Regions from separate parts of the Homo sapiens genome. Here region 2 is linked to region 1. Evidence: chromatin loops called from intact Hi-C (ENCODE). Cell type or tissue: gastrocnemius medialis. All regions are shown on one strand. Each heading gives the region's core, and the rest is flanking DNA. Links, peaks and the distances in the headings are about the cores only. Region 1 overlaps CXCR4 (C-X-C motif chemokine receptor 4). Region 2 has its middle 29 kb from the start of DARS1.

Region 1 (2,890 bases), core at 391-2,890:
TGACTTATGCCCAGGTGTTCTGAAGGGCAATAGTAGGTAAGAGTTAAGAGCAAGAGCTGGAACAATAAACAGAATTAGTTCTTGGCTTTGCCCCCTTGAAAGTGCAATGTATGGAAAGTCTCTGAATCTCAGTTCTCTTGTCTGTGAAAAGGGAGTGATGGTTATCTACACTGAGGATACTGGATGAGGAAAGCACACACCGTCTGGCATTGCACAGACCTGGGTTTCACAAGTGGATGGTGGAGTAAAATCCAAACACGACTGCATACCTTTTCTTCTTTATACATGCTTATCCTCTGAAAGATGACCTTTCATACAAATAGGTGCTGGCTGGCCATTTCTAAACTTCCATTTGAATTTAAAGTGGTGAAGGCTTCAGATTCGTTAAGTCATGTTACCTGGTTTAAAATACAGGATTTGATACTTACTACATGCCTTTAACCAAGTTACTTAGGCTTTCTGTGCCTCCGTTTCCTCTTCTATAAAATGTAATTAGTAACAGAAGCAGAATCTATCAGAGTTGTGATAAGGGGTAAGTAAAATATTACAATGAAATACCTAGGATAGTGCTTTGCATACCATAAATGTATTACTTTTGTCTTCTACTAGCCAAAAGAATGTCAACAGAAATCAGAACATAACACTAAGTAAGTTTAACATGTACTTTTATTAACAACTTAATACAAGACTGTACACTGTAGGTGCTGAAATCAACCCACTCCTGAAAACTGAAAAACCAGCATTTCTATACCACTTTGGGCTTTGGTTATAAGTGCCATCTTCTACAGCAAAATCACGTCTTAAGAACAGGAAAAACGTTCCACGGGAATGGAGAGATTATCTATGCATAAACAGCTGGGGATCATTTCTAGCTTTACGTGATTCACTACACGCTCTGGAATGTTCAGTTCCCTTTTCTACAGTCCTACCACGAGACATACAGCAACTAAGAACTTGGCCACAGGTCCTGCCTAGACACACATCAATATGAAACAAAAAAAATTTATATAAATAAGTCAATTAAACTTCACAAAAACTAAAGAAACACAAGACAAAAATCCAACAAGCAATAAAAACTGTACAATATTGGTCAGTCTTTTATATCTGAAAAATGTGTAACTTAAAAAAAAGTTATTTATCGTATAAAAAAAAGTCTTTTACATCTGTGTTAGCTGGAGTGAAAACTTGAAGACTCAGACTCAGTGGAAACAGATGAATGTCCACCTCGCTTTCCTTTGGAGAGGATCTTGAGGCTGGACCCTCTGCTCACAGAGGTGAGTGCGTGCTGGGCAGAGGTTTTAAATTTGGCTCCAAGGAAAGCATAGAGGATGGGGTTCAGACAACAGTGGAAGAAAGCTAGGGCCTCGGTGATGGAAATCCACTTGTGCACAGTGTTCTCAAACTCACACCCTTGCTTGATGATTTCCAGGAGGATGAAGGAGTCGATGCTGATCCCAATGTAGTAAGGCAGCCAACAGGCGAAGAAAGCCAGGATGAGGATGACTGTGGTCTTGAGGGCCTTGCGCTTCTGGTGGCCCTTGGAGTGTGACAGCTTGGAGATGATAATGCAATAGCAGGACAGGATGACAATACCAGGCAGGATAAGGCCAACCATGATGTGCTGAAACTGGAACACAACCACCCACAAGTCATTGGGGTAGAAGCGGTCACAGATATATCTGTCATCTGCCTCACTGACGTTGGCAAAGATGAAGTCGGGAATAGTCAGCAGGAGGGCAGGGATCCAGACGCCAACATAGACCACCTTTTCAGCCAACAGCTTCCTTGGCCTCTGACTGTTGGTGGCGTGGACGATGGCCAGGTAGCGGTCCAGACTGATGAAGGCCAGGATGAGGACACTGCTGTAGAGGTTGACTGTGTAGATGACATGGACTGCCTTGCATAGGAAGTTCCCAAAGTACCAGTTTGCCACGGCATCAACTGCCCAGAAGGGAAGCGTGATGACAAAGAGGAGGTCGGCCACTGACAGGTGCAGCCTGTACTTGTCCGTCATGCTTCTCAGTTTCTTCTGGTAACCCATGACCAGGATGACCAATCCATTGCCCACAATGCCAGTTAAGAAGATGATGGAGTAGATGGTGGGCAGGAAGATTTTATTGAAATTAGCATTTTCTTCACGGAAACAGGGTTCCTTCATGGAGTCATAGTCCCCTGAGCCCATTTCCTCGGTGTAGTTATCTGAAGTGTATATCTGCAAAAGAGGCAAAGGAATGGACATTCACTTCCAATTCAGCAAGCATTAACCCAGTTAAAAAAAATTTTTAAAGCAATTTAAAAAACCAATTCAGGCTTGCTTTCTTCAGGAAATTCTGAAGTAGTGGGCTAAGGGCACAAGAGAATTAATGTAGAATCCTACAACTCTCCTCCCCATCTTTTCCCATAGTGACTTCATTATATCCTTCTTTGGTAGAACCAATTACAAAATTCTTTGTTTAGAACAAAAGGGCACTGAGACGCTGAGGGTTTCAAAGTCACATCTTGGCTAACTCCTCTGCCCCGCCCACTAGAGGGAAGAAAAAAAACCTTCCTTAGGAGGAAAAAAAAAATACACACAAAGAGGCCACTCCCAGGCGGCGTGGGGGGTGGGGTGGGTGCTGCTAGGAGGGGCAGTGATTAACTTTTTGTAAGAAGTTTTTCGCCCAGGGAGGGAAGAGGGGAGAAGGGAGGATCACGGGGGGAGGGCGGGGGCGTTGCAAAGACTCATTCTCCTAAAGCGCAAAAACTTAATTTTCCCACGCCTGCCTAAATACAAACCATTCTGGGCTTCAAGCAACTTGTAGTGGGTAAAGAGAATGCGGTCTTAAAACGAAGGCCCTTCGGTGCTTGGGGTATATTGGGCGGGAGTGTCAGAAAATGAACAAACGGCACC
Region 2 (2,917 bases), core at 213-2,712, 100 kb before region 1:
GTGCAAATGCCTTGAGACTGTCAATGAGGAAGTTAAGCTGAACAGCCAAACTACTGTTCAGAATAGTCAAGCCTAAGTGTTGCTAAGGAATTTTCTGTCCCCACTGAGTACAACTCATACCTACATGTCCTATTATACTTCACAATACACCTGCTGGCTTTCTCGGCCCTTCAGGAAATACCTTTGCTTCCTGAAGAATGCAACAAACAACCCAAAACACCACCACAGCCAGCCAGCTGACACCAAACTGTGAACTGTTGTCCCCTCTCTGACAGGGTTAGATACTTGAGTGATTAATATTTGCAGATAGTGCTAAGGCCAAGTTCAAAAAAGAAAGTCATATATATATATATATATATATATATATATATATATATATATACACACACACACACACACATATATATACACATATATATATGTAGAGTCTATGTAGTATGGATTCTTCACTGTATGTATGTATAAATTCTTATATGCATGTATTATATTGGCAAAAAGGAGATCATTACTTTTTTTTTTAAAGTTCCCTAGTGGGATAAAATTAAACCTCACTGATATGAATACTTTTTGCAGTAAACAACAACAAAAACTTCTTTTTACCAAGGTTCCTCTCCTGCCAAGTAGCAGTGATTTACAGACCCAACATGTGAGTGAATGGGAAATACTATATTTCCAGACTTGGGTAATGAATAACCTCTGAGGGCTTGAACTTTTCTCCGTTCCCACAGACTGTATCCACAGAGCGGTGCTCTTGCCTTGAAAGGAAGGATTTGCCCCGGTTTGGAAGGAAGTGGAATAAATAGAACTGGAAATGGCAAGGTCACCTTTAATATCATATGAACTGCCTATTAACAAGCTTCACAATTGCTTTGTTTCTTCCTCCTCCCGTGCTATAAACAGGCTCAGGCAGAGCAAACTCTTGGAGCACACACAGTGTGGGGAGGAAGCTCTCAGAGCAGCAAGGAAGGAGAGGCTGCAGGCTCAACAGGGCCCATCAAGCATACCAGGGTTACAATTGTGTTATGGTGTGGTGGCCAGGAGGGAAAAATGCTTGTTTTTCAAGGAAGGAACTATATTGTCCCAAATTCCTGTGTATAAAATATAGGACAAACAAGTTACAGTGGGAATATTTAATTGGAGCATGTGGAATAGATGGAATAATTGCCTTTCACTTGGCTTTTCCCTGCTCTAAGTAGTATCACATGGTGGTTACATAAAGACAAAAAAGTTATTTTAAGAACCCTTCTCCTTAGGACCCTGTTTAGTTGGTATTCCAAACACACAGAGCAAGCTCTTCACTGGCATTCTGCTTGACAGATTTTTCTTTCTTTCCAGGCTCCTTCAGGCACATTCTGTTGGGCTTCCCTCTACCTCCCCACTCTGCTGCTTCCCCGCTCTTTTTGAATTTCTCCCTGTTGAGGAGAGGGAAGACCAGCTAGGAGGTATGGAAAAGGCACTCACGAGGTTTGGAGGACAAAGGGTTAGGCAACAGGCAGGTCTGGAATTTCAGTGCCCTGGCTTTCAGGAATTCTTAGATAGTCCAATATATAAATCATCTTGGAAGATCTTTTGGGAGCAGCACTGTCATTAAAAAACAAACAAATAAAAAACACCAGGCTGGGCCTGGTGGCTCACACCTGTAACCTCAGCACTTTGGGAGGCCAAGGTGGGAGGATTGTGAGAGCCCCAGAGTTGGAGACCAGTCTAGGCAATAAGGCAAGACCCGTCTCTACAAAAAATAAAAATTAGCTTGGCATGGTGGCACATACCTGTGGTCCCAGCTACTCAGGAGGTGGAGGCAGGAGGATTGCTTGAGCCCAGGAGGTTGAGGCTGCAGTGAGCCATGTTCACACCACTGCACTCCAGCCTGGGTGACAGAGCAAGAGCCTGACTCAAAAAAAAAAAGAAAAAGCTCCGTCTCTACTAAAAACACAAAAAGTAACTGGGCTTGGTGGTACACACCTGTAATCCCAGCTACTCAGAAGGCTGAGGCATGAGAATCACTTGAGCCTGGGAGGCGGAGGTTGCAGTGAGCCAAGATTGCACCACTGCACGCCAGCCTGGCCAACACAATGACTCTGTCTCAAAAAAAAAAAAAAAAAAGCATCACTAAGCTTCGAGTCAAAGAGAAATAATCTCATATGGCTTAAGTGCGGATAATCAAAGGTAACATAAACCAAACAAAACTGAGTTGGTATTTGTGAATTGTTATTTATCCTTCTCTATGGATTCTGCACATTCAGTCAAGGTGTTTAGGAAAACCTCCTCCCTACCATTTTGAAAGTGTCATAGAGCTATGAACTGTTGTAATTTCAAAAGTGCAATTAAAAAGGTGTAAGAAAGATACAGTGAGTCTCTAAGGGGTAGAAAGAAAACCCTAAAGGGTAGTTTCTATCAAATATAAATTTTGGCTACTTCTTTACAATTCTAGGATGATGTGAGTTCTCATCATTGCAGATAATGGGTCAGAGCTGAGCTGTTGTGGGAACTGCTAGATGGAGCTAGAGTTGTCATGTGGCCAACTATTTTGATCTGTGGCTAACATGTAATATCAGGAGATTCTGATCTCTGTCTGGTAGATGTGTTAAATTAAGTGTCTGGGGAGTAGACATTGAGGCATCAGTCTAGAAATTCAAACAGATGTGCTCTACTAAAATGCTATGCTAGAATGAACCTGACCAAGCTAATCATCCTCTAAAGTGCACTACAATAGACAGAAGACATTTTCTCCTGGACTGTACAAGGGATAGGGTCGGGGAGGATGAGCTCTTTCCTTTGTCCTCTGACCACCTAGAACAGCATAGCTAATTTGCTTTGTCTAGCAATAAGAAATCTCACAATATATTTAGCAGCAAGGTTGAGTACACACATGTGCACACATACATGCACTCACATTCATTTCATACCTTAACATTTT

The links. Peaks named below come from ENCODE experiments on the same cell type or tissue, not always from the same donor. Only the 100,000 strongest peaks of a DNase experiment are listed, where the experiment ranks them.
Region 2: a loop joins it to region 1, with 2.7 times the contacts of the local background. A loop is called at or near these places in 25 of 110 quality-filtered maps.

What each region holds. Positions count from the first base shown.
Region 1 is chr2:136,113,701-136,116,590 of GRCh38, forward strand. It overlaps CXCR4 (C-X-C motif chemokine receptor 4), which reads right to left. Exons shown (of 2, transcript NM_003467.3): 2 at 649-2,212. The coding sequence ends at 1,169. Among named protein-coding and RNA genes, the nearest start is that of CXCR4, 3.0 kb to the right of the region's middle. In gastrocnemius medialis, for the core only: no CTCF peak of the experiment used is centred there; DNase peaks (open chromatin) are centred at 1,931 and 2,585; H3K4me3 peaks cover 370 bases; H3K27me3 peaks cover 1,746 bases.
Region 2 is chr2:136,013,321-136,016,237 of GRCh38, forward strand. No RefSeq gene overlaps it. Among named protein-coding and RNA genes, the nearest start is that of DARS1, 29 kb to the left of the region's middle. In gastrocnemius medialis, for the core only: no CTCF peak of the experiment used is centred there; no DNase peak of the experiment used is centred there; H3K27ac peaks cover 459 bases.